Linked DNA regions of Homo sapiens: all the other regions are linked to region 3. Evidence: chromatin loops called from intact Hi-C (ENCODE). Cell type or tissue: endothelial cell of umbilical vein. All regions are shown on one strand. Region 1 overlaps ANTXR1 (ANTXR cell adhesion molecule 1). Region 2 overlaps ANTXR1 (ANTXR cell adhesion molecule 1). Region 3 overlaps ANTXR1 (ANTXR cell adhesion molecule 1). Region 4 has its middle 130 kb from the start of GFPT1.

Region 1 (8,000 bases), 120 kb after region 3:
AATTAAAAAGATACGTGATAAATTTAAAATGTCAACATATTGGTAATTTCTACTGTTTCTCAAGTTAGAAAACACGATAAAAGCAATAACACAAAAAGCTGAGGTAACTGTCAAAGAGCTTCTTCAATAATAATTTAGGCTTTGATAGTTTTCCTCTGAGTTATATCAAACTTTGAACAAACGTTTGCTCTCTTTATTAGTTAAGCAATTCTGCAGCTTACAGCAAGATTGCCTACTCATTTTTCCAAGCTCATGTAATCCGTTTACTCCCAAACTGACAGAGATTGTATGAAATAAAGCCCCAGAATACTCTCAATATTAAATATTGATAAGTAATATCTTTCAGCTTAAATCAAACCAGAAACACAATAAAAACATAGCAAACCATGATAAAGTTTATTGTAGGAATGTAAGGTTAGTTTTTCATTAGAAAATCTTTTATTTATTTATTTATTTATTTATTTTTGATACAGCACACTCTGTTGCCCAGGCTGGAGTGTATTGGCATGATTACGGCTCACTGCAGCCTTTACCTCCCATGCCTCAATCGATCCTGTCACCTCATTCTCCTGAGTAGCTGGGACCACAGGGGTGTGACAACATGCTTGGCTAATTTTTAATTTTATTTTTTGTAGAGATGGGGTCTCCCTATGTTGCTCAGGCTGGCCTTGAACTCCTGGGCTCAAGCGATCCTCTCACCTCAGCTTCCCAAAGTGCTGAGATTACAGGTGTGAGCCATTGTGCCAGGCCCATTAGGAGAGCTTTTGATTTAAAATTTTTACAGACAGGTCAAAGGAAATAGAAGAAAGATATAACTATTTTGATATGGCAAAAGGGTATTTAATATAACAACTATTTCAGATAAAAAGTTTTAATAATCTCGCATTTGAAGAATCCTTCCTTAACAAAGTAGATAAAATGTATGAAGTTAGCATCCAATAAAATGCATAATTGTAAAACCCAATTGGGAATTAAAGTCTGAAAATTTTAGAATGTAAGAAGATACACAGGAAGATATACTAGCTATAAATATTAGAAAAGAAGACAGAATTAATCACAGATACTACAATCACCTTATTGGAAAACCACTTAAAAATTAACTGGAAAACTATTAGAACTAATAAAATGTTTCATTAAAGTGGTGGGATAAGAAGGCAGATGTGGTGGCTCACACCTGTAATCCCAGCACTTTGGAAGGCCGAGGTGGGTGGATTATTTGAGGTCAGGAGTTAGAGACCAGCCTGACCAACATGGTGAAACCCCGTCTCTACTAAAATGCAAAAATTAGCCTGGCATGGCGGTGTGCACCTGTAATCCCAGCTACTAGGGAGGCTGAGGCAGGAGAATCGCTTGAACTTGGGAGATGGAGGTTGCAGTGAGCTGAGTTCGCACCACTGCACTCCAACCTGGGTGACAGAGCAAGACTCCCTCTTAAAAAAATAAAAATAATAAAAATAAAAGAAATCAACAAAAAACCTGTTAGAAACCTATTGTTTTCCCCAAAACTAATGTTTCTGAAGCTCTTTTTTTGGCAGGGGATGGGGATGGGGGCTGCATGCATGGTCTTTTCTACAGAAAACCCACTGACATGCACGTTTTTGTAAATCATTTTATGGAGTTCAGTAGAAGCCCATGGATCACAAACTATAGGTTCACCAGTCAAGAGTGAAGAATGACAGTTTGGAGAATACAACAGCAAAGCATTTCTTTCACAATGGAGGCAACTTAAAATGCCTGGGAAAAAAATGTTGACAATTAGACTAATTTGAAGAAAAAAACAAAATCGTACTGAGGGACGTAAACGAGACATGGTATATCCCTAAATAAGAAAATAAGTATAGAGAAAATGCAGCGCCATTGCTGCTGAGTTAATCTGTATTTTTCACACAGTTCGAGTGAAAATCCCAGGGATATCTGGGAACATAAAAAATTATTTAAAATGTATGTGGTTGGAAAAATCCAGTAAAGACCAAGGAGATTTTCACCCAAGATTAGAAATGAGGATAGATTGGTCCTCCAGATGTTAAAACTAATTAAAACAATGTGATCCAACTATAGAAACAGACAGAAAAACAGAACAGAATAGAAAATCCAGTAATGAACCCAAGCCTAGCAAAGAGTTTAACTGTTCAAGTTGTTGGTAAAAGATTATTACACAGTGGTGTGGGAAGAACTGGCTAATCAATCGGGGAAAGAAACACTGGATGTTGACCTTGTACCTTATATCATAATAAATTCTAGAAGAAGTACTAATTTAAATAAAAAAGAATCAAAAGTACTGTAAAGAAAGGTAGTAATAAAAAGGACAATGGCAGCCCAATTACAGTTATAAATAGGGGTGCTAAATTTCTGAATAATATTAAAAATACAGAATTCAGATATACATTAAAAGAATATATCATAACCAAATGTATACAGAAATACTAGAATGATCCAATATTTAAAAATGTTTTTTATGACATTCAGTGTACTAGTAGGTAAAGGAAAAATATCACCATCTTAACAAAAGGCAAAATTGCATTTGATTAAATTGAGCATCTATTTTTTTTTAAATGAATAGTTGAACTTCCTTCACGTGGTCTTATTTCTTATTTCTAAATGATGACACATTTGAAGTATTTCAATTAATGTAAGAACAAGACTCTCCTTGGAGTATCCAGGGACTCATATGCAGTAGTTAACATCATTTTATTCTAACAGTACTTAAATTGACATTGTATACTCTATTATACTAAGGAAGTGACCTGCAAACTTTGTTACAATCTATCAACTATTTAAACTGATGAAGCCAGGAAATCTTGGAAGAGCAACATGATACAGTACAAAGTACAGGAGTTGGACCAAATTTAGAATCCAGAATCAGAATACTAATTTGGCAGATTACTAGCTATCTGACCTCGGCAGGTTACCTAAACTTTTTGAACCTCAGTGTCCTTATCTGTAAAATTGAAGTAGCAGCAGCCAAGATAGAGTATGCTTGCTACTGCCTATATCACCTGCTGATTACAACAGAAAAAGCAACCAAGTAGACTGGAAGGTAAACAAAACTGGTGGACTGGGGAGGAAAATTTAAACCTAGAGAAATGACCCACACTACCATGAGGTCCAGAATTTCCCCCCCCAACTCAAGTAGCTGCAAACTCCCCAAATATGGTGACAGACAAGTTTATAGATTCAAGAAGCTCTGCAAAGTCAAAATAGGGTACCCTGAAGGAAAACCATGCCCACACAAATAATCAAACTGCTAAGAACTAAAAAAGAAGAAACTGTGAAAACAGAGAAAAACGACACATTCCATATATAACAATGATTCAAATGACCGCATAGTTCCTTCCCATTAGAAAATAGAGTAACAATGGTTATATGAGGATAAATAAAAAAGGATAAAGTGCTTGCAGATAAAAGACACAAATCGTAGGCATTATTATTCTAATTGGAGTTTCTTTACTATATCTTAACACATTATATTTATTTTCCATTCTATTTTTTCATCTTCTCATAGCTTTACCCTACGTGTATTTGATCCCAAGAACTGAATGCGAATACAGTCATTCCTTGGTATAGGCAGAGGATTGGTTCATGATCCCTGAGTATACCAAATCCATGCACTCAAGTCCTGCAGACAGCCCTGCAGAACCTGCATATACTAGAAGTCAGCCCTCCATATATGTGGATTTTGCATCCTGCGAATACTGTATTTTTGATCTGCATTTGGTTGAAAAATACCTGTGTATAATTGGACCCATTCAGTTCAAAATGTTGTTCAAGGATCAGCCGTATATCTTTGATATTATTTCTTTTGATTTACCCAAAACTTTTGCTGAAATGAAAGTCTTTGCCAATTCATGTCTTGCTTTTGAACAAGTTTTTCTTAATTCTATAAGGTCTCTCAAGTATTATACAGGTATCTTAATGGACCCTTTACTGTTTTATAGGGATATTGTGACAATCAAGTGAGATAGAAAAATACAAATTCCTGTGCCCAACTAAAACACTGCAAGTCATATATTTCAGAAGCAGTACTAGCTTGGAAGATCTGAAAGCCTGATTCTTTTAGCCAGTCTCCTGAGAAAGAGTTTCAGAGAGATCTTGCCCACATTTCTTCCATAGGCTGATGAGGTTGGGGGTGTGTCCATAAACCATGCTGTGCTTTCCCAGCTGACCTAGGCCAAGCAGTCACCACATGAAATCCACACAGCCTTCAGCAAGGCATTTTTGGCTGTTGTTTGATGCACATTTGACCCATACAAAATGCTGCTTCCAGCAAACCAGGGACTCTACCCTCTGTTTTCTCTTCAGAACAGGAAACTAGCAGTAGTGACGTTAAGGTACACAAAAATTAGATTCCCAGTAGATTCAGAGGATGACTAATTCCAACAAGCATAACAAACCACAATGGGTCTGGAAGACTTGGCATTCTGATAGTGTTTATAAATCCCTGACCCCTCTGACCCTGTCAACTTCCCAGAAGCTGTGAGCATTAGCACACAAAGCACCTGCAAGTGATGTGTGAACCTGGTCTCTTGGCCAAACTCTTATGCATGGGGCATGGACAGCATGAAGCTGCACTAGGAAGCCTCGGGTTGTAGGAGGATGTGAAGAACAGGCGAGAGGGGTGTTTAGCTCCCCATCGCAGAACAAAAAACATCTCTGCATAAGGGGTGGCATCATCTAAAGACTGAGCAAGATGAGGAGTCTTGAGATGGCCAGAGACACCTTCTCAGAGCTTCTTAAAATCCTTGGCCAGTATTGAAGGCAAGTCACACAAGTGTCTTGGATTTTATGATTCTCTGTTGAACAGAAGGCAGCAAGGTAAACTGGAAAGAATGTGGAGCCTGGGTCTGGTCTGGGTTCTGTTTGCTATTCTTGGGAAGGTGACATGGCCTCAGTTTCTCCTTCTGTTAATAAGGGATCAGAAACTCCTGTTTTTTTGAATGAAATGCATGCATATAGTAGATCAGGTTGAAGGAGTAACAGGATTTGAAAACTCCTACATGGTACAGAGCACTCTTTCTGTTACAAATCCTAACAAAGTCATGGGAAAAAAAATAGGGACTAGCTCAAGTTTGCTGACTTCAGCTAGAAAATTTTACTCTGTCCTGTTAGTCCTATATTCATTTCTATAAGAACGTTAGAGAATAAAGTCTTCCTGCCCCCCCTGTACTGGCCCTTCCTCCTTTTCTTTTTCCAACACATCCATATATGAGTCTCCCAATAATCCCACATGTGTTCCCCATGGTGCTTCTCTCATGTGGGCCATCTCACTATTTAAAAAGTGTACAATTTCATAAATGGGGGAAGACTATCCTCTCCACTCTCTAGTATACCATCCTAACTATGAATAAATGACATGACTCTGTTATTGCTAGTTTTCATCTGCAAGTAAAATGTGGCAAATCCTAAAATACTTTTGTTAAGCTAGATCTACCTAGTTTAACTTCTTTGTATCAACAACATTCTTTTACACTATTTAAATTTCCTTTTATTTTGTGGTACCATAAGCCCTCCCTTTCTACTCCCTTCCTGGGTAATTATGAACAGTAAATATTTCAAGCTCTTACCTGTCTCACAGTGCACTTGTATCTGAAACCTTAATCCAAAATAAGTCTAACTTAAGTAAAAGAAAATATAGTCCCCCAATAATATGGTTTGCCAACATTTCGCTCCAAGTTAGCAGATGGAATCAACAATCAAATGTGAGATTTATCTTAATGTAATTTCATCATTTATAAAATTTCACCAATATCAGGAAATTCTATCAAAAGTAACTGAAGAGTGAACTAGCAGCAGGACCCATGTGCCCATACGTAAGGTTAAAAACTTAGGGTAAAAGAAGGAACTATTAGATTAAAGTGATCAACAGGTCAAGGCTGGCACCAGAGCACAAATCTCAGGGCTACTCAGGAAGTGATGGACTTTTTAACAACAGAGATAAGAAGTATCCTTACCTGTCTTCTGTCAGTTTCATTAAGGTTGTTCCTCGGGTGGAGAAAACAATAAAGGACATTCTCAACTGTGGGCTGGAAAGGAAAAGAAGCTCTATTAGGACAGACAATAAGACTGCGCATGCCACTCCCTTCAGGCTCCCTCCCTGTCCTTCCCTTTCTATCACGGCTGCCAGAACTGAAGACCCATAACCCACAGGGGGCCTCCTAGGCTGGTGCTGCGGGTGTTGATTAGCCAGCAGTGGACTTGAAGTGTGGGTCAAAGAGAAGACACACTGGATCTTCCTGAGGCTGCTTCTGACCTGATATCATTGCTTAGTGAGTGTGGATTACGAGTAAGAATGATAAACTTCATTGTTGCCCTGTGTTCTGTTTGAAGTGTGTCCCAACAAGGGGACCAATCTGTATGGTGTCTATAAAAGGGGATCCCGATAGGTAAAATTTGATAATGTTTCCACGGTAGCCTGGTGTATTCTCTAATGATGAGTTGCAGCTTGATGCCATCAGCTATTAACATTATATAACAAACTCCCTTTGATCTGAAAGTGGGATCACCATCAACTTTTAATTTCTCCTTGGCTTCCCAAGGAGATTATCCTATAAGGAGAGAATGTGCTGACTGGTCATAAGAATATCTATTCCACTTGGTAGTCATACTTCTCATTATTAATGAATAAATTGGCATGGTTTTTATATGGCAGTGCTCAGGAGCATTCTCAATGTAAGAGTCACACTCTGGAGACAGAAGCACTCTCACCTGAGGACGAACTTGTTTCTCAGTCTGCAAGATGGACCATCAGACTGCAGTGGATTCAGCAATGCAATGCCGTTCTGTGTGTCCAACTTGTTCTTCCGTCATAGCATCAATCTATTTCTTCACAATGCAATAACCTCCCACACCTGATCGGGCTCTGAACCTTGTAGTTCCAGTTCCCCAAGTGTTTCTCAAACCTGCCTCACTTCCCGTATCTTAGCTTAGGATCCTGGCCTCAATCGTCTGACCACTACAATTTCCTAGCTGGCGTCTTGCCTAGGAAGGTTCTTTGCTCCAATTCACTCTTCACACTGCTCCCAGAATTATTTTCCTAAAACAAAAATTAGAACCTGTCACTTATCTGCTATAAAATTTCCAATGACTCCTACTGTCTCCAGGATAAAGTCTGCATTTATTACCACATGGTAATAAATGCCTGATGCATCTTTGGAAGCCCTTGGCATGGTGTTTAATATTTGATAGGAGCTCAGGCAATACCTGGTGAATTGAATATTGGTCCCTAAAACAGATCTCAGTTTTCTGTCCATGACCCCGTGCTGCCTGGGACTACTTCCCCAGCACTGGGGCAGCAGGACACCATGTCCTAAATGATAATAACAACAATCATAATGATTATAATAATATAATAATGGCCAACCTTACTGAGTTCTTACCATGTGTGAGATCATAGTGATTTGCACGTATGATCTCATTATACTTGAACAACTGTATGAGACTGGTACCTATAGTACCAATCCTGATAGTTCATATCAAACTAACAGTTCCTATTTTCCACAAAAGGAAATTGAGGCCCTGAAAGATGAAACAATTTCCTTGAGGTTACACAGTGGGGGAGTGGCAGACCTGGGGCTTGAAGTCAAGTGTTTTAATTCTAGAACTTGGGCTCCTAACTGCCACATTATATACTGCTCCCCTTCTGTCAAGTTCAGCTCTGGAAATAATAAATTTGAAATGTGGAAAATAAAGGTCTCCAAGAGGCAACTGGCATATAAGTCTAGGCTAGAGGCATAATTTGGAAGTCCTCAGCGTACTGATGTGGGCAAAGTTGTTCAGAGAGAGTGTCAGCAGTGAGGAGGGAAGTGAGCCAAATACAAAACCAACACTAGTATGGGAAGGGCTGGCTGAGGCCAGTGAGATGGAAGCAGAATGAGAGCCAGTGGAGGAAAGAGTTTCAAGGAAGGATAAGTCTGGATCCAATGAAACCCCTGCATCCAGTGGACTAAAGGCTGCAGAGTGCTCCTGGATTTTTCCTCTGGGTCATCCCTGGGTGAGACCTTGGC
Region 2 (8,000 bases), 130 kb after region 3:
TTAGAAATCTTCTTTCATAAAGACCTGGCCATCCTCCTGGACAGGGTTCACTTGTATACTTCAGGTCACATAGACTGGTCCAGGGTGCCATCCTTCAGCCATAGGGTGGATGCTCTGGCCCTGGGGGTCCTGGGTGGTGATCTGGCAGAGATGGCCCAATGCTCTCCAGGTGCCTCAGAAGATATGCCACATGACTGCCTATAAGCCATTGCCAATCCAGAATTCTACAACCCCTTTCCACTAGAATCAAGAGATTTCCTTAAAGACTGGCCATTAGTGGCCACTTCTGAAATGCAATGCTGTGTTTTGGTCCATACAACCAGAAAAATTAATCTTTGAAATTCTGGTTACTGAGGGGGTAGGGTGAGATATCTAATGATTAGAGAGGAATCTCCAAACCTCCTTTATCCCATGTCCAATTTCCTCATCGGTAGAGAATTTCTGCCGGGAGGAATTTATACTGGGAAGATGGTTAATGGGTACAAAAAAAATTAGAAAGAATGAGTAAGACCGAGTATTTGATAGCACAAGAGGGTGGCTATAGTCAATAATAATAAATAATAATTTAATTGTACATTTAAGTGTAACTTAAAAAGTATAATTGGATTGTTTGTTACACAAAGGATAAATGCTTGAGGGGATAAATACCCAATTTTACATGATGTGCTTATTTCACATTGCATGCCTGTATCAAAACATCTCATGTACCCTGTAAATATATACATCCACTATGTACCCATAGAAATAAAAGAATAAAATCAGGAAATTATACTAGGAGGAGAAGCAATGTGTTGGTGAAATAGGAACTTGAATTAGAATTGGGAAACTATTATTGACTCCCTGTTTAAGGAGCAAGAGTTTGAAGTAAATCCTTTTTGTGTTAATATTTCCTCATTCTCAAGGAGTGGCCCTATTTCACAGCCACAAATTAATTTGCATTCCTTTACTTATTGAAAAGTGTCACCCAATGATAATTCATACTTCCAGCTTTCTTAAAACATGTCATTTTCACTATACTTCTATCTGACTGATGTAAAGTTTATACCATTTTGATGTTCACCTGATTTGTTGATGCCAGATATAGGGAAAGATCCAAAATATATCCTTGGGTGTTGACAAAAGTCTACATCCATCAAAACTCTTGCTAATGGGCAAAAGCTGAATTTTCTGAAGAAGAAAATAAAATGAGAGCTTTAAAACAAAACTGGAGGCAAAAAGGCAATGACAGGCTTGCTCCTCTGCTAACAGCTGCCCTGTCGCTGCTGGGGTTTGTCACTTCATGTATGTAAGTGATCATTCTTTACACAATTATTTAAGCCTTGACCAAAATATACACCCTTTGAGCCACGCTGGAGATGTACATAGCCTGCCTCCTCAATCATCAAAGGTAAAACCACAAACTTCTAAGATTCTAGGAACCAAACTGGGTTTGTCTTCTCTGGGTTACCCTGGGATTCCAAGGGGCCTCAGCTGCTAAAGGAAAAAGAGAGTAAAGGGGTATCTCGATCTGCACCTTGGACTCCTTCTACTCTTTATTTCCGAAACTTCTTAACCCACACATGCAGGCATTGTCCTAGCGCAAGATCAAACCACCTCTTGGAGAAAGAAAGAGCCCTGTGTCCGCTGCTTATGGTTTCAGCATGGCAGCAAACTTGTTGGGGGTACTGCTTATATTTCTTTAACCCAAAGCCCCAGTGGCAGGAGGCTTACCTGTCTGATGCCACAGTCCTCTCCCCTGCCTCACCACCACCCACCAATCCCAGCTGACTTCCTATCCATGACCACTGGGACCTCAACCAGACCCCCACCCCGCCCCCCGCTGCCTTCTTGCATAGGGATGAATTTGCTGGGTCTATGACTCAGTTTAGACTTTCTGTTGAAACACGTATGTCTCACCTGCACTTGGCCTTGTAACTGATCTTCTGGTGTGGAAACTGCCCTAGTAGCTACTGCCAGAATAACTGACTCAGGGTAGTTCAGACCCTGGGCTTCCTCTCAATCCTGAAGACCTAAGTGGACTCCTGGTCACAACCAGGTAGGTGTTGGCTGGGGGAAATGGCAGAAAGTGGATCCAATTCCAGTTTCTTTCCACCCTACAATGTATAGAACATGCCATTTATCATGTCAGTCTCTTTATAAGTCAATGACCTTAAACTCTGGCTATGGAGTCCTGATACCATCTTCAGATAGTATGGCCCACCCACTCATTATCACCAAAGCTGCAGGTGGAAATTAAAACCTTCTAAGCCCAAATATAAATAGTACTAGAAAGTGTTCCATTGGACTCTGTTGTAGATTTTTTTTCCAGAACTGCCTTTAACACGTAACTGCTGGGCAAGCTGTAGTCACAGAGAGTTGCAGTGCCACGTTCTAGAAATCAGTGGATGTAAAAGGTCCCTAATTTCGACTCCATTAAATCCTAACTCAAATGCAGTTCTAGCCCCTGAAGGCTATTATAGGTCAACTTGGTCTCAGAATGGCACAGAGGGTCCAGACCTCTTCTTGGGATTTTGTGCCTGTGTTTCACTGCACAAATCTCAGCAGAATTTGGAATTCAAGTAGCCTCCCAGGAATTCTGCTTGAAGATAGTCTTACAGAGTTCTGTGCTTGAAGATTCTTTCAATACTCTTGGGTCCACTCAAAACCAGAGTCAATGTCCTCCCACACTACCATCTGACTTGGCCTTGGAGAAGGGCTCACTAGACCATGGGGAGGGAAAGCCACCAGTCTTCACTACTAGACCCAGAAGGTTGTTGCTGAAAGCAGTTCCAGAGTGTCTTTCTTATTTTTGTTTTACTATGCTCTCTCTTGTGTTTGGAACATGATAAGAAGTCAAGAAATTTTTGTGACATTGCACTCACTGTGTGTTCCCAGTGCAGGGTTCTGCATGGAACCTGACACTGCCCTCTGATTATTGTTTAATTACTTCCAAGGGTCTAATATGCAAAGAGTAGAAGCAAAATAAGAGCTCCAAATCTCATTCTGACTTGTTTTCTGAAGTGCATTCTTTTCTGTTTATGTGAGTTTCCAAACCTCCCTGTGGTTAAGCTCCTTAGAAAACACAGGCTCTTTCCATTAGCCACACATACAACCAGAGTCAGAAAGAATCAAGTTGGCCAAAATGAATTTAAATTATCCTCCCTTCTTTTGCACACAGATTAGAATAGAATAAAAGGGAAAAAGAAAGTTTGCAGTTGGAACCATCACCAAGGAGTCTTTTAATCCTGGAAGAGCAGAGCAGCTCTAAGGATGGAAATTATAAAACTGCCAATTTCTACTTGTCCTTAGCCCCACCCAGTTGAAGTCACTGATGTCCTCAGCAACCCACTTGGGTCCCAATCCTGGAAGGATACAGACATGTTCAGCAGCTTCAGGCGCATGTAAGTGGGACTCACACTTGATTCTGCTGTCAGAGACCCTGCATTCATTTGCTGTTGTGCTCCCTCCCCAGCTTCTTCCAAAGAAAAGAGTGCCCTTTAGAAGACAAGTCAGAATGAGATTTGGAGTTCTTATTTTGCTTCTACTCTTTGCATATTAGACCCTTGGAAGTAACTGAACAATAATCTGAGGGCAATGCCTTCCTCTGCTTCCTCCTAGCCTTGCCCTGTCCTCTGACTGCCTGGAGTCTTAAACCTGGCCCAGGCCTTCAGGCTTTGTCCTCCTATTACTGTTTCAAGTCACAGCCATACCTCCCTCTTGCTCAAAAAGCTTGACCTTGACTTTTGCCTCCACTCCAACTTCTTTAGACATCAATACAGACCCAAACCTAGTCACTGAGCACTGTACTTTGAGTTGGGGCTGCCCGCTCTGCTCCTGTCTGTGTCACAGAGACCCCAGGACAGGGTGCCTGGCCCCACTCGACTGACTTGTGATGAAATATCCTGTTAGTATATCTAACTGATGCCTATGGAAACAATGATTTTTAAGCTGCAGAATGGAATTTATTAGTGATTTGGGAAAGCAATGTCATGGGACATTGCTAACATTAAAAAAATAGAATAGAATAGAAATACCAGAATATACTGCATACAGTAACTAAAAGAATGTTATGTGTTAACTTTTGTTCAATTACACATAAGTATTGTATATGTACTGTGTCAAGATATAAAATGTATTTTTCTTGTGGATCATGATCAAAAAGGTATTACAGCAAAATATGCACTCCTTTCAACTCCACTCTGCCTTTTTCGACAGGCACATGCACACACACACACACAACACATGTACACCAGGAGAACCCTAAAAACATTTTCTGATATCAACTATTGGTACTTTTGGTGCAGATTCAACACAAAAGCACTGTTGTTAAGAATACAGACAATGGGTTAGTAACCCAAAAGGTATTTCCCATAATTGAAATGCACAGCTGCGGCTCCATTCCTCACACTCGCCAGATTCACAGAGATGAAGCCACAGTAGCCACTTTGCATCCCCCAGAAAGATCAAAGGGGGATGGGTCAACATCGTCGGGTGAGAGTGGCTGTGGATGATGTTACTTAGGAGGAAGTGACGCAGAATGAGGGCACCAAGGGAGAGGGTTTACAAATATCGTATCACAAAAGCAGCAGGTCCATTGTTGGAAATTTTGGGGGGGTGGGTAGAGAGGAGGGAAAGACAAACAAAAGGAAGAAAATAAAAATCACCCATCATCCCACAGCTCAGATAGAACCATTGCCTTCACTGCAATGATTTTACTTTCAGACTTTTCCCCAAGCATCTTCACTTTGTGTATTTACAGGTTATGGTCTCTGCTTTTTTCACTTAATGTCATTATGGTTATGAACAAATTTTTATTTCATTCACTAATCCTTCCCAACATCACTTGTAACATCTGCATTTTCTCCACTTTATAACTTGTACAATTATAACTTTATAATAGCTATAATTCCTTTTTGTACATTGAGTTGCTTCTACTTTTTCACCATTATAAAAGAATTCTGATGAATATTTTTTAACAATATCTTTACATACATAATGGGGGTAATATTTTGAACTTTGTACTGTGCTTTTCTCTTTAGCAACTGCACAGAAAGTGACCCTGGTCAGTCGGAGACATCCATCTGGCAGGAGCCACCCTGGAGCAGTGGGGGATTCTGTTTTTCCAGCAGTGATGCAGAAAAGGGGAAAAAGTTAACATTTGAAATTCAAAATATGATTTTTGCAGCAAGACAACTGGTTTGGAAGCAAGACTTTGTCAAAGAGAGATTTTCTAAATTCCTTTAGCAGTTAAAGAACAAAACTTGGAGGATTAAGATCACAATATAAGGAGGACATAATTTCCTCTTGTGTCATTTGGTGAAGAAATCCATGCCTTAGGCTGGCAGTACAGCAGAGGGACAGAAAGCCCTTTGCTATCTGAGGATTATGAAAAGAAAAGAGAGAGGGAGGGACAGATGCTAAGAATGAGGGGTTCATGTTTGGCTCTCTAGGAGCCAATTACCCTATAGACTGTCCCCACATCAACGTAATTAGACTGTGCAGTGAGGGTGGGCAGAGGAAGGACAAACTGATTTCACTATTGTTTTAATTTGGATGTATTTAACTATAAGCCATAATTTTTTCACATTTATGGTTCATTTTTCTTTGTATCAATTAAGATAAGCTACATAATTTGCAGAACCTAGGGTAAAATGAAAATGCAGTGTCTCTTGTTCAAAACTTAACAAAATTCAAGATGGCAAGATGGCCCTTAAACCAAGGGCCAGGCCCTTTGAAATGAGAGGCCCTGGGTGGCTGACTGCACAGGTCCCATGCCCATGAAGCTGACCCTGGTCTCAATATTTTTGGCCCATTTTATATTCGGTTGCAAATGTTTTCTTAGTCCAGGGGTGGGCAAGCTTTTTCTGTGAAGGGCCAGACAGTAAATATTTCAGGTTCTGGGGGCCATGTGGTCTCCGTGGCAACTACTCAACTCTGCTTTTTGTAGCACAAAAGCAGCTATTGATAGTACATGAACAAAATGAATGTGGCCGTACTACAATAAAATTTTATTTACAAAAACAGGCTGCAGGCCATAGTTCGCCAGCTTATGTCCCAGACAATCACTTTCTTTCAGACTCGTTTTTTTCTAAATTTCTGTATTCACTGTCATGTCTTTCTCACGACAAGATAATATACAAATCTGTATTTTTTTTCCTGATAGCTGAAGTTTTGGTGTACTTTGCTATTCATTTCCTGTTATTTATTGCCGATAATGCAGACTGGAAAAATTGCGCCTTGGGAGATATATGGAGGCATTCTTTGTGACCTAATAAATATTTCATGGGCATTTGAAAGGAAAGTTTATTCTCTGTAGGGTATAGGGTTCAAAATATATTTTGAATATATCCTTGAATGCTTAAGTATTCAGAGATGTCTTTCAGATTCTGCTGAGATACAGTTTTTATCTTCAGCAGTCAAAAAAATTGGAGTTATCTTAAACATTTCTCAAATATTGAAGCCCTGTTGCATTCCTAGGATAAATTTTACTTGGTCTTAGGATATTATTCCTTTACTATACTGTTAGTTTTTTAACAATATGTATTTAATTTAAAATTTAAAGTTTTTATTCAGAAGTTGGTGGGAAGTTTTGTGTATGAAGGTATTATCTTTGGTAGATATGGTTATTAGATCTATGCTAGCTTCATAAAGTGAATTGAGAAACTATTTTTTCCTGCTGTCTGTATGCGTTTAACACTAGTACTGAAATTTTCTGTTCCTTGAAGATGTGACAGAACTTTCCATGAAACCAACTGGTCCAGAATCGAAGGACTCCTTCACAGAGACAAATCCATCTCCTTCAAATACCCAGATTCTATTGGTGAGGGAAAGGCAACATTTGAAAGACTGAGCATTTTACCTAAAGGGATTTTAAAAAATCACCACAATGGACTATTATCACAACTTGGATTCAAAATTTATGGATTTCCCTCCCTCTTGCTACCCAGAAGGTGGACTTGGAAGAAAAGAGGAGTTTGGGAGCTAAGAATAAACCGCATCTTCTTGCATATGTAAATGTAATATGAGTGATTTTTGCTACCTCGCATAAAAATTTTACATTTTTCATTTTCTCTATTGACAATCCATTCTTTCAGTTTTATATTTTGCTACAAAGTCTCACTGATGGCCTTATTATTGACTTCTTAACTTTTCTAGAGCCATTCCTTCTGTTTCTTTTATGCCATGTCTTTTTCTTATATATTTTTTCACATATATTTTCCATTCCGATGTCAATATTTTTAGGTAATTTTTTCAGTAAGTAATACAATTTTAAAATGTGTATCATTTTAAAGCCTGACTAAGGAATTTTAAAATCACATTTCACTCAAAACCTTATAATTATTGAGCTTTTTTGGAACATTTAATGTGTAGAGTAAAAAAACTAACGCCAGTCTGAATCTCACTTTCCTTTTTGTTGAGCCTATTTTTTTTTCTTTGTTGGAAGAATGTAGACTTTTCTATTCTTATATTTTAAGAAATTATCGAAGATTGTACAAGTTGTAGACCATTTAAAAAAACTAATTAGGCTGAGTATTTTACCTAAATCTTCCAAATCTAAAGACTCCAATCTTTCTGCAGCTCAGGAAAATTATCTTCCTTTATTATTATTTTTTATTGTATCTCTTATAAGTGTTCTCTGTCCCCAGAATTGTTATTGTGTATATATCTATATCTATATATATCTAATATATATATATATTAGATATTAGATATCCTGGATCTAGTCTTTGACCTACTTTTCTCTTTACTCATTATTTTATTTTATTTGAGACAGGGTCTTGCTCTGTTGCCCTGGCCGAAGTGTAGTGGTGTGAACTTGGCTCACTGCAATCTCTGCCTCCTGGGTTCAAGCAATTCTTGTGCCTCGGCCTCCTGAGTAGCTGGGACAGCAGGCACGCGCCACCACGCCTGGCTAATTATTTTTGTATTTTTAGTAGAGATGGAGGGGGGGGGGTCTCAACATGTTGCCCAGGCTGGTCTCGAACTCCTGACCTCAAGTAATCTGCCCGTCTTGGCCTTCC
Region 3 (8,000 bases):
CTGTGTGTTGGGAGATGCATCTCCTCTCCTCTCTTACCAGTGACTTTAATTCTGACTTTATCCGTCTCTGTTCAGGCTGACATGAGGTAGGGTCAGATTTGATGACGATCATTGCATAGATAAAGGAAAGTCAGAAAAGACCAGGTAGAATCTGATCAAATTGAAATGTTACTGACAAATTCTCATTGAGTCAAACAAATTCCAGTTTTTATGTGCACTCCTGAGTTTGGCTGTTGGAAATAGTAATGATGGAAGATGTGGAGATGCAGTCAGCATAGTACGAATAGAGTAGAAAGATTGCGTGTTCTCAGGGCCTGTTTCATGCCTGGGAAGTTGAACTATTTTGGTTTTATGAATTAAGTTCAACCATTTGGGTCTCTGTAAAGCGCTCTCTAATAATTCATTTTATTTTTTTATAAATGGCTTTATAAATTGATTTTAGAAATTGTTAAAGTGAGATAAAGCACCTGATGAGTTTATTTTGCTTTTCTTTTTTCTCTAGCAGTATTGAAGTTTGATTCTTAATGTGTAGGCTTTGATCCTTGCCGTTGTGTTTGTCACTTGCTAACTCTACTGTTACAGTCTTGTGCAGTGGAAGAAAGGATGCTGTCATTCTAGTTCTCAACATGGGCACCTTTCCCACCTACCAGATGACGGCTGCACAGGCTCACTAGACGTTCCGTTTGAAGCCGCGAGTCAGGCCCACATGCTGCTTTAGCAGCAAAAGAATGCCAGGCCTAGTGATTCCTTGTGGTCCCCTGTTTTGCCTCTGTCACCTTGTTGAGAAATCCTCCACCACAACTTCACATCTCCCCTCCTCATCTTTCTTGTCTCCTCACTCTGTGACTGGGACTGGTTAATAGGATAAGCTGTATAGACAGGCTCATTGTTGACAAATGCTCATCTCATGGCATGAGAAATGGAACAAAACAGGGGACTCGTTTTTGGCCCCTTTCTTCTTAAGTTGTATTTTTGTGTCTCCGTGTCCTTTTTGCATGAGCTGAATGCAGGGCACTTCCTGCAAGTCCTCTCTGCCGAAGGGCTGGTCTCTTGCTGCAAAGGAGACACTTCCTTGACACACAGGCATCTCTGCTGTTTAGACAAAGTCCAAGAGAGCTGCTTCAGATAACTCCTTTATTAACGAAATGAAGCATTTGTCCTCTAATTTTAATTAGCTCAGTGGTTTCAAACTTTATTGAGTATCAGAATCACCTGGAGGGCTTCTTAAAACACAGCTTTCTGGGGTACACCCCTGAGTTCCTCATTAGTGGGTTTGGGGAGGGGCACTTGCATTTCTGACAAAGTACCTGCTGGTCTAGGGACCACACTTTGAGAACTGTGAATTAGCTTATTTCCTGGAGCCCCATACCTCTGTCAGATATGCAGGGGCTATGTTTAGCTTCAAGTCAGACATTCCCATGAGTGTTCTGTTGAGACTTGCTTATAGCTGATTAGAAAGACCAGCTTTGAAGCTGTTTCATTCTAAAAATTTTGGTGTCCCCGCTCCATTGTCAGGAACTCTGGGCTCTCCACTGCCTCCCGTCCTGTGTTGGGGAAGACATAGAACTATTTCTGGAGTAAATTTTCAGCTCTGCATGCAGGTACTCCTTGGCTTCCACTGATGTGAATTTGTGGTCATCTGCATACAAGGCTGGCACGGCCTGGATTTCTAGATCCAGCCCTGAAACAATCCCAGCCAGATGGCTCCCTGGGAATTAGGGACATGGATCTTATCTCTCTCTGTCTGCACTGTTAGCAACAAACTCACTGAACTGTGTTTATTCCTCTGTCTTCCGCACTGGACTGTAAGCTCTTGAAGACATGGGCATACTTATCTCCTGACACACAGCTTAGTGTTTGTTACTCGGCCACTATTTCTGGAATAAATGAGTGTGTGTTCCTGAAAAGGGAGGGATAAAGGAAGCATTTCTGATTATAATAAACTTCCTTGCCTCTCAAATAAGCACTTAATACATGTTACAAGATTCAATTCTGGTCTCTTAACCCTCCATATAAATGTTTCTTCAGTAGTTAAGATGCTGAAAGTCCCAACTGCCAAGAGTGGGCTGTGATGCTTGGATGCATTGCGTCATGGGAATCTAATCAGAGTCACGGGTTGGCCTTACGGTTAATTGTGCCATCTTATTAGATACCACCTATACCCCCTTTCATCCCCTAACCCAGGCTTCCATGTAAATTCACTTGCCCTGTGATTATAGACTCCATTTTCCAGTTTTGTATCCGAAATTCATTTCTAAGAAGACTTTCTGAAAATTTGAAAACTACACGCACAGTCTGTTTTGTTCCAACACAGATATGTAACTTGTGACTGTTCATATGTGGTAGTTAAACAGGGCATTAAAATCACTAAACTGCAAAACTGTGCCAGCTCAAAATATGATTTTTGCAAGGTAAAGGAGAAGGTAATGTACATTTTTCGTCTTTTGTTCTTCATAGTCAACTTCATATAACATTAACCATTACACATTTAAAAGTGTGAGGTGACAGTATTCGGCGCCACTGAGTAACATCAGGTGAATGTGAAAATGCTGCCCAGCCACCAGTAGTGACCTGGGGAGGAATATGCAGAAACCAGGCATACCTCATTTGCTTTCTCACTTAGGTGTGTCCTTGTGCAAGTCCAGCATGTATGGCGCTCCTGAATGCGTGTTCTTTTCCTCATTAAAAACCTTTTACATAGCACTGTCAATAGGAGCGTGTGTCCTGGTTCGAAAAATGCAGGGGTTGAATGAGGGAGGAAAGCCTTCAGCCTGTGCAGGAGATGTTTGTAAAGATATAAGAGAAGATGAGATACTGTGAGAGCAATGGGCATAAAGAAACCCAAATGAGCTTCCTCAGAGACCATGCTGAAAAACCAAAGAAAGGAGAATGGAACTCACAGGAGCCACCAGTTGCCTTAGAGGGGATTAGAGGCATGTGTGATGGAGTGAAGAAAAGGAGGTAATGCCGAGAGCAGCAGAATAGTACTTTCATGGTTTTCAGTCTTATTTGGAACCACGCAAATTGCTTTTTTTTTTACATGAAAAGAGGAACCTGGCAACACAACAAAAGCTGAAATTCTATTTTAAGCCAGTGCAGAAGGAATAACAAGACGCTGAGTCATAGCCATCTCCCCTTGTGTTGTGACACTTTGCCCTAAGAATGTCCTTCCTTCCGTCTTGTTTCTGTAGCTCAAAGCCACGGTGCTGCATCAGACTCACGTCAACTAAGAAACTTCACCTGTTTATTTAAAAAAAATCAAGGTAAAGAGCCATATTTACTGAAGTATGTTTTATTAAGAATTTAAGGTGTTTAAAACGGTGGCATTTTTATTGAGTTTATTATTTTTTAGCGTTAGGTTGGCACAAAAGTAATTGCAGTTTTGTCATTCCTTTCAATGGCAAAAACCGCAATTACTTTTGCGCCAACCTAATATATTATTTTGTAAGATCGCACAGTTTTGAATGTTCTGCTCTGAACCCATTTCCCCCATTAGTCCTATTATTTTCATGGGCCAAAATTCCATAATGCAGTCATATCTTCAGGAACACATTTCATGTTACAGGAGAAATGGTGATACACAGAGAATTTTCAGTGTATCTGCTATTTAACAATTATTGTTAACTTTGGACAGAGCAAAGGGAATAGTGCTGACAGGGACTGACTTCCTCATCCTTTCTCTGGTCTTTTGTGCTTTCCATGTGTATCATAAAATCCCAAGGGCCCAAGTAATAAATAATATTCCTTGGGTTTTTGGTAATTTGGGATTGTGAGCTCATGTGTAGTAGGCATTTACCTATGGAAATTCTATGAGGCCTGGGTTGAGGGACGAACCTGCCAGAGGTTTCAGGTTTCCTCTTGCAGATCCCTAAGCATTTCCAAACTTTTTCTCAGCTTCCAATTTACAAAACCTCAAGTAGTGTAAGTTTGAACTCTAGACCTCTCAGAGGTTATGAATTCTTAGGGACACAAACATACACACCCACATCAAACCCATAGCCCATCTTTCACTCAAGGCTTTAGGCAGCTTTAGGCAGAAGACTCAATTTCAACTCCCAAACTTTTATGGGCCCATGAAAGGCTATTAAGCCAAACATCTAGGTTACTGAGATAAGAAAATCTCAGGCAGGAAGCCACTGCTTTAGGGTCAGATGACCATCTGATTTCCAGATCCTGCTTTATTTGGGCCCTGGAAACATCTCCTATTTTCTCATGAGCCTGGCTATGCATTTAAGGCAACTTCTATTCTATTTTTTCCAGGAATTTTTGTTTTTCTTTTGCTGTGGAGTCTGCTGCATTGTCAGTCAATAGTAATGGATTTTTTTTTTTCCACAAATGATGACTTCCTGCACGCTCAGAGGTTAGCTCAAATAAATGTGCCTGTATTTAGATGACAAAGGTCTTTTTTGAAGCCTTTGATTTAAAGCACTGTATGTCCTGGGGGACTTCTGGGTTGATCTCTTAAAGCCGGCTCAACTGCTGCCCCCCTGGCCTTTTAAATTCTGCATGAGAAGCCACCAGAACAGAGTTATGTATAGAAGAAATGCCAATCCAGATCTGAAAAGCCATCTAATAAGGGCTTTAATGTCACAGCTAGAAGGAGATGCTTGCTCTGACCCTTTTTACATTCTAGCCTTCCATTCTGGCTCCCAAACCTTGTAAGTATTCTTTTAATTGAAGTCAAGAAATCAAGGGAAAGTAGGCAACTTGATATGGAAAACATCCAGGAGAGATGAGATGCTAGTTGATGGAGGATAAAGGAATCTTTCCACTGTATAGACAGCATCAATTGAATAGAGACCTCATGACTGATTGGGGTGGGTTAATGCTGGCCAAGGACTGCCTGAATCCAGTAATTTTACACTGTAAAAGTTTAGCAAAGGATGGTACCAAGGGTGTTAATTTGGAATGTGGTACCAGAAATTTTCAAAGAAATGAGGTCAACTTTTTTTCCCTCCAATTTGGAACTCAGATTTCAAATGATTTTTGGTCTCTCATCTCATCTCCCTTAAGACTGAGACTATTTAAAAGGCCCAATTCATCACTGTCTAAAGTGAGAGTTGCAGCAGGAGCTTTACCATTAGTCCACAGGGCCTAAGGGACTCACATGGTAATGTGAGAGAATGGCTGTGCATGGTCTCCATCAGATGGTATGCCAGTGTCACTGCAAAAGTCTGTGAAGTGAAACAGCAAAATAAATCCATGATTTCAGATTCCCTGAGGCTTGAAGGAGCAGCCTCTGGCCTCTGCCTGGGTTACGGGAAAGCCGATTTTTAGACACTAGTAGTGTCAGTGGGATCTGAGCAGGGCACAGAAGGAACAAGGGTGAGTTGATGATGTTCACAAGATGTTCAAGCTTGTTGATATTGATACAGCCTCCAGGGAGGGCACAAAAGAGGCTGCATCTTAGGATCCAGGAACCTGCTCTTTTAGCTGCTTCAGCGTTCTCTAGGACTGTGTTTCCCAAATAGTATTTGGCAGAATACTGGTGTCCTTCCAGATGTCAGTATGTTAATAAGTGTTTGGGAGAGTACAGGTAGTGACAGGCCAAGGAAGAGTTCTAGGGTCAAAATAAATTTGAAGAGTCACATGCAAATTATCCTATTAATGACTCTGAGAAGTCCTGCAGTAAAGGCAGTGATTCAACTTAGTTTAAGGATGTCTTTAAAACTCACTGTCTAAATACCTCTTGTTCTGAAGTGCCCCTATTCATACTTGCAGGGTATGATTGCCCTGACATAGTTTGGAAATGCTGCCCCTGAGTACTTGTATCATATAAAAACTCCTCAGATGGTTTCAGTATGCAACCAGGTTTGAAAACCACAGACCAGGGAATCTTGAAAGGGAGAAGCAGATTCACTCAAAGAAGGTACGAATATGAGGAAGCAGCCTTAGAGACAATATGGTTCCAATTTTCTAGTTTTTCACACGGGGGAAATTAAGGTTAAAGGATTGGACTAATCCTTTAACCAGAAGAGGAAGATGCGGCATTGAAACCCAGTCGACTTTGACAACAACTCGCCTCTTTCCATTTCACCGGCAGGCATAAGCATGGGGGTTGGGGGTTATCAGGCAGCCCACAAAGGATGAGGGAAGCCAGAGATGAGAAAAAAATGGGTGTGTGAGGTGTGTGGTGTACCTGCCCTCCAGAGGTGAGGGCAGGTCATGGCAGAGCTCTGTGTGCTAACGAGAAATAATCTTGTCAGCTGTAGCCTGAGGCGTGTCCATATGGGAATGGGTGGAGGCTGGAACAGGATCAAGAAGGCACAATCAGTATTAGGCCCAAGATGCCTGCATCAGAAGTTGCCTGTCCCAGTTGTGTTTTTATTAAACTGTCAGTAAATCCTTTTGGTGATGTTAGGCTTGGGTTGTCTGGCCCTACAAATTAAATGTTATTCTTAACGGTGCGAAGAACATTATTTTAATGCTTTATTTTTATTTCCACTTAAGGTATATCAAGTTTTTGATTAATTTTTGCCCTTTGCAATTTGTCATTGGAGATGTCCAGTGGGCTTATTTGTTGAACTATCCTTGAAATTCAATTAAATGAATTAAAAGTGATCTGTTACGTAATTCTTTAAAAGCTGTTCATAAGATACCTATAAGGCCACTGAAAACAAGACAGGGAGAACAATTTTGTTTATATAGGAAAAAATTCTGAATGCATGGACATGAGCCTCTCCCAAAATACTGAAAAAAAATTGTTGTTATATGAACAGAAATACAGTGATTTGATTTGACCTAAATAGTGTGGTGTTTTAACTAGTTGGATTGCAGAAAAATTGCAGCTTTAAAAGCAGGATTTTTTTTTTCTTTTTAATTGTGGTTAAAAGAACTTAATATAAAACTTATTATCTTAATTATTTTTAAGTGTACAGTTTAGTAGTGTTACATATATTCACATAATTATGCAACTAATTTCCGGAACTTTATTTTTTTAAATAGTGATGCTGTCTCACCATGTTGCCTAGGCTAGTCTCAGACTCTAGGGCTCAAGTGATCCTCCTGCCTCGGCTCTTCCAAAGTGTTGGGATTATAGGTGCGAGTCACTGTGCCCTGCTCAGAACTTTTTCATTTTGCAAAATATGCTAAGATCTTTTCACTTGGGGTTTCTCATATACCATTAACCTCTCAATAAAATGGGCCTATTTCTAGGATTTTATTTAAGAAACTGATTTGAATGTCCTTGTTATATAATATTAGATACATATAAAATATTGCATATAACATACATGTAAGTCATGAAATAGGATAATACAAACCCCCATGACACAACCACTCATTACAGTTCCATAGGTCTGTGGGCTCCTTCTGCATCGAACACTCTTCCCCTAGGAAGACTTAGGTTTTTAGTTTGATTTGGAAAATACACAAATTATAATATGTACTAGGCACTGTACCATATTTTGGGATTAGTTTCTGTGACTAGTTTCTCCTCGCCATGGAGGAGTTCATGGTACAGATTCTCCTCGATGTATGATGGGACTATGTCCAGATTAAACCCATTGTAAGCTGAACATGTCATAAGTTGAACATGCATTTAATATAGCTAACCTAGTGAACGTCATGGCTTAGCCTAGCCAACCTTAAATGTGCTCACAGAACACTGACATCAGTCTAAACTTCGGCAAAATAGATAACACAAAGCCTATTTTATAATCAAGTATTGACTATCTCATGTAATTTATTGAATACTATACTGAAAGTGAAAAACAGAATGGTTGTATGGGTACTTGAAGTATGCTTTCTATTGAATGCACACAGCTTTCATACCATTACAAAGTCGAAAAATTCTAAGTTGAACCACCATAAGTTGGGGACTGTCTGTACAGTGAGAGATATATACATAAATACTTGTGATAGAATGAGCAAATGCTCTAAAACAGGTGTGAGAAAAACGCCATGGAAACCAAGTGAGATAGCAGCTGATCCTCCCCAGGTGAGGAAAAGGTGTGCAGGATGCTACTGAAATGGACTGAACAACAAGCTGGACTTTGAAG
Region 4 (8,000 bases), 92 kb before region 3:
TGCCATTTGTGTGTCTTTTGGGAAGTGTCAATTCAGATGTGTTGCTCATTTTTAATTAGATTATTAGATTTTTTCCTATAGAGTTGTTTGAGCTGCCTATATATTCTGATTATTAATCCCTTGTCAGCTGGATGGTTGGCAAATATTTTCTCCCATTCTGTGGATTGTCTCTTCACTTTGCTAATTGTTTCCTTTGCCTTGCAGAAGCTTTTTAACTTGATGTGTTCTCATTTGTCTGTTTTTGCTTTGGTTGCCTGTGCTTGTAGGGTATAGCTCAAGAAATCTTTGCCCAGTCCAATATTCTGGAGAGTTTCCCCAATGTTTTCTTTCATAGTTTCATAGTTTGCCAACTTAAATTCTTTAATTCATTTTGATTTGATTTTTGTATATGGTGAGGTCTAGTTTCATTCTTCTGCATATGGAAATCCAGTTTCCCCAGCTCTATTTATAGAAGACTGTCCTTTCCCCAATGTATGTTCTTGGTATTATCATTGAAAATGAGTTCACCGTAGATGTATGGATTTATTTCTGGGTTCTCTGTTCTGTTTTCTTGGTCTATGTGTCTGTTTTTATGCCAGTACCATGGTGTTTTGGTTACTATAGCTCTATAGTATAATTTGAAGTCAGATAATGTGATTCCTCCAGGTTTGTTCTTTTTGCTCTGGAGAGATTTGGTATTCTGGGTCTTTTGTGCTTCCATATAAATGTTAGGGTTGTTTTTTTCCTATTGTTGTGAAAGATGTCATTGGTATATTGATGGCGATTGCATTCAATCTGTAGATTGTGTTGGGCAGCATGGACATTTTAACAATATTGATTCTTCCAATCCATAAACATGGAATATCTCTCCATTTTTTGGTGCTGTCTTTCTTTCATTAATTTCCTTCATTAATGTTTTATAGTTTTCATTGTAGAGATCTTTCACTTGTTTGGTTAATTCCTAGATATTTTATTTGTAGCTAGTGTAAATGGGATTACTTTCTTGATTTCTTTTTCAGATTATTCACTGTTGACATGTAGAAATGTTATGAGTTTTTGTATGTTGATTTTGTATCCTACAACTTTACTGAATTTGTTTATCAGCTCTAATAGTTTTTTGGTGGAGTCTTTAGGTCATATCATCTGCAACAAGGATAATTTGATTTCTTCCTTTCTAATTTGCATGCCCTTTATTTCTTTCCTCTTGTCTGATTGCTCTAGCTAAGACTTCCGAGGCAGTATCCTCTAACAAATGGGAGTGGGCTTCTTTTATAGTCCCAACAAGTGTAGGGGAATCAGGGTCCCACTGCTTCCTTAGTAGGGCCCCGAATTTGACACAGGAGACTTCCTGGTGTTGGGAATTCAACCCTCTCTGAAGCTCCACTACTTTCTTTTTTTTTTTTTTGAGGTGGAGTCTCACTCTGTTTCCCAGGCTGTAGTGCAGTGGCATGATCTCGGCTCACTGCAAACTCTACCTCCCGGGTTCAAGAGATTCTCCTGCCTCAGCCTCCCGAGTAGCTGGGATTACAGATGCACACCACCATGCCTGGCTAGAGATGGGGTTTCACTATGTTGGCCAGGCTGGTCTCAAACTCCTGACCTCGAATGATCCCCTGCCTCAGCCTCCCAAAGTGCTGAAATTACAGGCATGAGCCACCACGCCCGGCCAGAAGCTCCACTACTGTTATGATGAAGTCCTTAGTTGGATCTCTGCTCTGCTGTCCTCTACCTGTAGCAGGTTGGGGTTTCCTTAAATGCTACCCAAGAGACCTTCTAGTTTTCTTATTTTTCCTTGAATTGATGATGAATGACACTGAGTCTGTCGTATCTTTCTTCAATGAATCAAGTCATAGCAATGGCCCTCAAATCCCATAGCCCTTATATTTACCATCTCTTATACCTTTTGAATACCAGATATATTGCACCAGCGAGTGCATCTCCCTCCACTGGTTTCCCATCCCAGCTCACCACCTGTGAAAATTTTAATAACTGCACCACAACAGGATTCTAAGGGCTCTCCATCCCCCACCTACCACAGGTGATGGGGTCCCCATTGCCCAAGTAATTGCTGTAAGTGATCTAGAATTCAATGAAAGAGTCTGCTTCTAAGGACTATTTCTGATATCAACTGTATTTGATCCCTGGGAACAGACACAGAGTTGGTGAGCTGTATTAGGAAATGCTCTCAAGAGATTAGAATTAAAGAAGGAAAGATTGAGTGGAAGGAGAAGCTGATTTGCGATACAGTTACAATGGAAGCCTCAGCTGACCTCTGGAGCTGGCATGGCTGTTCTGAGTATTCCCCAATTTGGGGAAAGGGGTCCAAGCCTTTGTATTAAGCGCTAGCCAGTCACTGGCCATGGGCCCACCCTGGGAGGGGCATAAACTTGGCTAAGGCCAAGAGCGAGTCCTAGTGAGGGATGCAGCTGTGAGCTGCCAGCAGCTGCTATTCCCAGTAGCTGGGGGTGGGTAGCAGGGGAAAATACCTTGAAGAGGGGATCAGAGCAAAATACCTAAACTGTCCTTATACATTTTCATAATATTAAGTAAAAAATACAAGGTAGAAACTTGTATTTATAGTATAATTTTAATTGTTAAAATTAATATACATAAAAGTGACTAGAAGAATTAAAATGCTTAAGAGGTTTTGTTTTGGAGCTGGGAAAATGAATGAATGACGTTCATTACTCACCTCTCACCACCTGTATCTTATACACACATAAAAAACCTTAGAATACTTAATTGAAAACACAAATTTCCCCACTGATTCCTCTCTATGGGCTGTTCAAATCAGTTAGAAAGTCAGCCTTAGTACTCCTTAGTAGATGGCTGGGTGAACAAGCTGTGATACATCCAGATAATTAAATATTATTCAGTAATTAAAAAAAGAAATGGAATATCAAGCAATGAAAAGGCATGGAGGAAATTTAAATGCATACTGCTAAGTGAAAGAAGCCAACCCAATAATCCTATGTACTGCATGATTCCAGCTATATGGCATTCTAGAAATCGCCAATTATGGAGAAGTTAAAAAAAATCATGGAGGCCGATGCAAAAGGATCTCTTGAGCTCAGGAGTTTGAAATCAGTCTGGGCAACATAGTGAGATCCTGTCTCTACAAAAAATAAAAATAAAAAAATTAGCTGGGCATGGCAGTGTGTGTCTGTGGCCCCAGCTCCTTGGGAGGCTGAGGTGGGAGGATTGCTTAAGCCCATGAGGTTGAGGCTGCAGGGAGCCATGATTGGGCCACTGCACTCCAGCCTGGGTGACATAGCAAGACCTTGTCTGAAAAAAAAAAAGATTAGGGGTTTACAGGGTTTGTGGGAGAGGAGGAGGATGGATGAATAGGTGAAGTGCAGGGGATACTTAGGGCAGTGGAAGTATTCTGTACGATACGTGGATGTGTGTGCGTATGTCAAAACCCACAGAACTGTACAACACAGAGTGAACTCTAATGTACTAGACTATGAACGTTGGTAAATAATAATGTGGGCTGGGTGTGGTGGCTGATGCCTGTAATCCCAACACTTTGGGAGGCTGAGGGGGGCAGATTGCTTGAGCCCAGGAGTTCAAGATCAGTCTGGGTAACATGGTGAAACCCCTTCTCTACAAAAAAATACAAAAATTAGCCAGGTGCGGTGGTATGTGCCTGTAGTCCTAGCTACTTGGGAGACTGAGGTGGGAGGATGCTTGAGCCCAGGAGGTTGAGGTTACAGTGAGCCATGATTGTGCCACTGCACTCCAGCGTGGGTGACAGAGCAAGGCCCTGTCTCAAAAAGAAAAAAGTAAATAATAATGTGTCAGTTTTGATTCATCAGTTGTAACAAATGTACCACACCAATGGAAGATGTTAGCAACAGGAAAAACTGTGTGCAGGGAATAGGGGATGTAAGAACTCTGCATTACGTCCTCAATTTTTCTGTAAACCTAAAACTGTTTCAAAAAATAAAGCACTAATTAAAAAAGAAGGAAAAAATAAAGTGAGCATCAGTTTCTATAATCTACTAGTAATGCCAGCAGTAGTTGTGACTGAATTAACAGATCACATGCTTAGCGGGCAGAAGAGAGGAGACCTCCTCCTCATAGACTGAACAAAGCCCTTTCTGGCAGTTGTGAAATATCAGAACATAAATCTACAGATCAACAGCTGCCTTGTTTATGACGCATTAATAGTTATCACAACAGCCTGACTCTTGATTCTGGAATCTTACTGTTTCCTCAGTGAGCCATGACCCAACCATTGAGTCTTGCTCTACGCATTCAAAGAATGGCAGGGGATCCGGTCCTGTGACAGAACACTTGATAAACGGATGAGACAAACTGGAGTTCAGTCTTCTGACGACTGCCAGGGCTGGCACTGTTTTTTCTTCTGGCACCTACCCCAAGTTCTTGGCATCGATTCTTATTTTTCCTCTCAAGCCAAATGCAAAAAGGACTTAACCTCAACAGACATAGATTGTGGAAGAATGTGCATGCGTTGAAAAGTAATCCAGTAAATTGACAAAGTTAATGAATTTTCAGAGGAATTCATTCAATACCACCCAGTGAGAGTCAGCACTTTGAATATTTCCACAAAGGCAATAGGAAAATGGGAATTTGTTTATTACCTTTGGCTCCTGAAAGAAAACATTGTCCCATACATAGCTTCCATGTCTATTGTTGATTTGCTTAAGCATTTAGAAACATTGAGATTCTTCATTTATAAGTTTATTTACTCATTACTTATAACTATTAATAGTTTTTTCACTGATTACTATGTGAGAGGCACCCTACGCATGAGATTGTTAGTGGAGAGGTTACAATAATATATGTTCTACTGTAGTATCAGAGTATGGGCAGCGGAAGGACCCTTTTTCTTTTTTTCTCCTTATTCCTGCCTTAATTAGAGAGAAGACAACTCCTTTCAGCCCTTCTATTTCTCTCTCCACTCTTTTCTGGGAGATGAGATCTCTCTGATTGGCAAGATTATAAGAAACTTCCATTCATAAGGCAGTGTTACTAAGGGATACTGTCACTGTTAATTAGAAGCAAGAAAACTTGGCATGCATTTGCTTTTATTTAATCCATTTGGAATTTATTTTTGTATGTAGCAGAGATAGGAATTTCATCTTGTTTTTCCCAACTACTTAGTCGTTTATTAAAGAATTAGTTTTGGAAATGCTATTATTATGATAAACTAAACTTCCATTTATTTACAGGTCTGTTTCTGAAAACTGTTCTATCATCATATATTAACTATAGTTGTCCATTTTCTTTTCTAATTAAAACTTAGAATCAGCATTTGAAAGTAGACATCTTACTAGTTTTTTTTTTAATTGGCACGAGTTGAGTTTGTAGATTGAGAGAGAACTGAATTCTTTTCAATATTAACTCTTTCCATTCAAGAATGTAGTATAGTTCTCCATTAAGAATATTTCATTAAAGTTTTATAGTTGTCTTTCCATAAGTTTTGCACATTTTTTGTTAGGTTTATTTATAGTTAATTTCTGGTTAATTTATACACACACATGCACACATATATATATAATTTTTTCTATTATGAATGAATGAATAACTTGTTTCCTAACTGATCATTGATAGTGTTTTCCATGTACCTGGACAACTCTTATTAGTTCTAATAATTTTTAAGTTGATTCCATGGAATTTTTAGATAGTAAATTATATTCAAATCAGTTTTTTCTTCCTGATAATTATAATTACTTTTTCCTTTCATTTGTTTTATTGCACTGGCTAGGACCAAAGGTGGACAATAACACTGATGGTTGGAATCTTTTTCTTTTTGATTGTAAAGGTAATATTTAAAAATATTTTATGTTAAGTATATTTCCTGTAGGTTCGTGGTAGATACACTTTATCAGGTTAATGATGTTGCTTTTTTCCTCCCTATTGCTAAATTGCTAAGGAAGTTAAATTTTTTAAAAAAACTAATCACACTAAGACATAGTGATAGGATCACTTTTCGTTTTTACTAATGGTCCAAGATTAAACAGAGATAATTCTCTTTTAAGGATCTCATAAAAGCAAATATTGAAGGAGCCTATAAAAACGCCGATCTAAACATCAGAATGCACTGAAAACCAACAGTCACAGAAGTAACATGTAGAGTGGCCAGGGCCTGTTGAGAGTGAGCATTTGCTGAGGTAGCTTTCATGGGGCAAGTGAAAGTGTCTGACAAGTATTGGAGGTGGAATCAAAATCTCCTGGAGCTTTGCAGTCTTATTTCTTGTAGTGATTACATCACTGGGGTCAAATATAACACAGGCACTGACAATGGCCAGAAATGCTCATAAACACCCAATTCTGCCCAGAGTGGGGAAGGCAATCTAGTGTATGGCATCAGAAAGGATTATTTGTGGCAAATGCTTACAATGCCCATTTGAAGTAGGAAAAAGTATTTCTCTTCCTGGAGAGAAGACTGGGACCTACATTACTCCCCTTAGGGATGGGTTTATTCACCTGAGGTTTGAGACCCACCATCTTGGCCACCATTTAGAAGAAGAGGAATTGAACAGAGTCCACCCCAGCCAGGAGAAGCCCCTTCCTGCAATGTCAGATCAATGTGGATGCTTCTGCCTCATCTCATTTATGAACCACACTTTGGGTTTGCATGGAATATTTATCTCCACAGGAGCTTGGCTGGAAACGCAGATTATCATTAATTTCACACAAGTCTTTTACATTTACAGGCGTCCTGTAAATAATGTTAAGAGTAAAACTAAGCAAAAAGACATGGACTCTGTATCCTGCAAAGTTGGGGTGGGATTCACAGGGAAGCGAATGTCACACAGTGCTTGTATTTTAAAAAAATGTGAAGTTAGGGCTGTATAGGGTTTCCTGGCTACTCTTGGGGGTGCACATTTTTGGAAGGGACTCATCATAGGTGGTTGACAGTTCTCTTGTCTTACAACTTCTTTTTCAGAAGAAAGTGAAATGTTTTCTGCACTCAGCCCTCACAACCAGCATTTCTTGTACTTTAAAAATCCTTTGTAAGAATGTAAACTACTTAACTACCCAAAGGAAAATGTATTTTATGAGTTGCATCTATTTTAATGTTTACAAAGAAGTCCCAACTAAAGATGCTGGCTAAAGTACTGAATGTGCACAATTAACTGAATATCTTTTAACAGAATCTTGCTTTCAGCTCTCAAGTGACTCAGAGAAAATTGTGTTAGCTCAGCAATTGCTTTATAAGTACACTGCGAAATGGCACTTAAAACCAAGTAAAGGAGATGCATACTTTCAAACTCCAAAAACTAAAATGTCCCAACTTAAGTAGAGAAGGAAGAATCTTTATAACTTAGTGACTACTTGAATTTTGAGGAAAAAAAGAGAAAGGAATAAAAGATTACAGTGGTGGAATCATAAGGCTTCTAATTTGTTTAGATATGATAACTTGGGATGGGGTGTGGTGATTGAAAAGAACACAATACAATTGTAGTCAGCATAAAAATTACAATACAGTTGTAAAGAGAATAAAAATCATGTTTGGCATACGCCAACTCTATAACCTTATACCAAATATATAGTAACTGTTAAGTGACACCTGGTTTATAATGTATTTAGATGGACAAAGTATTATTCTGATTGTTTTGTATCTAAGTGATACTCCACAAAACAGATTTATCTGAAGACAGATTAGTGAAAAACGGTGGATCTCAAATTCATGTTCACAGTTAGCACCTGATAAATGATCTTATTCCCGTTATTAATGGTTCCTTTGTTCAACTTAATGCATTGGATCATTACTCAGGGTTATTTCAAGCAATTTCATGACAAAGTTGATTGATCATGCAAACAATATGTAGGATTTTAACATTCTTTATACCACACAGAAAACTTTTTTCACAATTCTAGTACTTTTCTAGCTTTATTTGTTACACTTAAATTCAGTTAGAATTTATTTTGGTGTAAGGAGTGAGGTAGGGCTCCAGCTTTTCCTGTTTCTTTTCAAATTTCTAACCCATTATCTCAAAACCATTTACGATTGGGAGTCTGAGGCAGGAGGATCACTTGAGGCCAGG

The links. Hi-C counts contacts between places; a loop is a spot of excess contacts. Peaks named below come from ENCODE experiments on the same cell type or tissue, not always from the same donor. Only the 100,000 strongest peaks of a DNase experiment are listed, where the experiment ranks them.
Region 1: it touches region 3 in a loop (9-fold over the local background); 2 of 110 quality-filtered maps call a loop at or near these places.
Region 2: it touches region 3 in a loop (8-fold over the local background); 5 of 110 quality-filtered maps call a loop at or near these places.
Region 4: a loop joins it to region 3, with 13 times the contacts of the local background. A loop is called at or near these places in 2 of 110 quality-filtered maps.

Annotation. Positions count from the first base shown.
Region 1 is chr2:69,042,762-69,050,761 of GRCh38, reverse strand. ANTXR1 (ANTXR cell adhesion molecule 1) reads right to left here. Exons shown (of 18, transcript NM_032208.3): 3 at 5,949-6,020. Among named protein-coding and RNA genes, the nearest start is that of ANTXR1, 34 kb to the right of the region's middle. In endothelial cell of umbilical vein, no CTCF peak of the experiment used is centred here; a DNase peak (open chromatin) is centred at 4,341; H3K27ac peaks cover 1,216 bases.
Region 2 is chr2:69,028,975-69,036,974 of GRCh38, reverse strand. The region is part of intron 1 of ANTXR1 (ANTXR cell adhesion molecule 1); the gene reads right to left. Among named protein-coding and RNA genes, the nearest start is that of ANTXR1, 20 kb to the right of the region's middle. In endothelial cell of umbilical vein, no CTCF peak of the experiment used is centred here; no DNase peak of the experiment used is centred here.
Region 3 is chr2:69,158,352-69,166,351 of GRCh38, reverse strand. All of the region lies in intron 13 of ANTXR1 (ANTXR cell adhesion molecule 1), which reads right to left. Among named protein-coding and RNA genes, the nearest start is that of MIR3126, 59 kb to the right of the region's middle. In endothelial cell of umbilical vein, no CTCF peak of the experiment used is centred here; a DNase peak (open chromatin) is centred at 3,061; H3K27ac peaks cover 3,618 bases.
Region 4 is chr2:69,250,312-69,258,311 of GRCh38, reverse strand. It overlaps the pseudogene LOC100421347. Among named protein-coding and RNA genes, the nearest start is that of GFPT1, 130 kb to the left of the region's middle. In endothelial cell of umbilical vein, no CTCF peak of the experiment used is centred here; a DNase peak (open chromatin) is centred at 4,271; H3K27ac peaks cover 3,345 bases.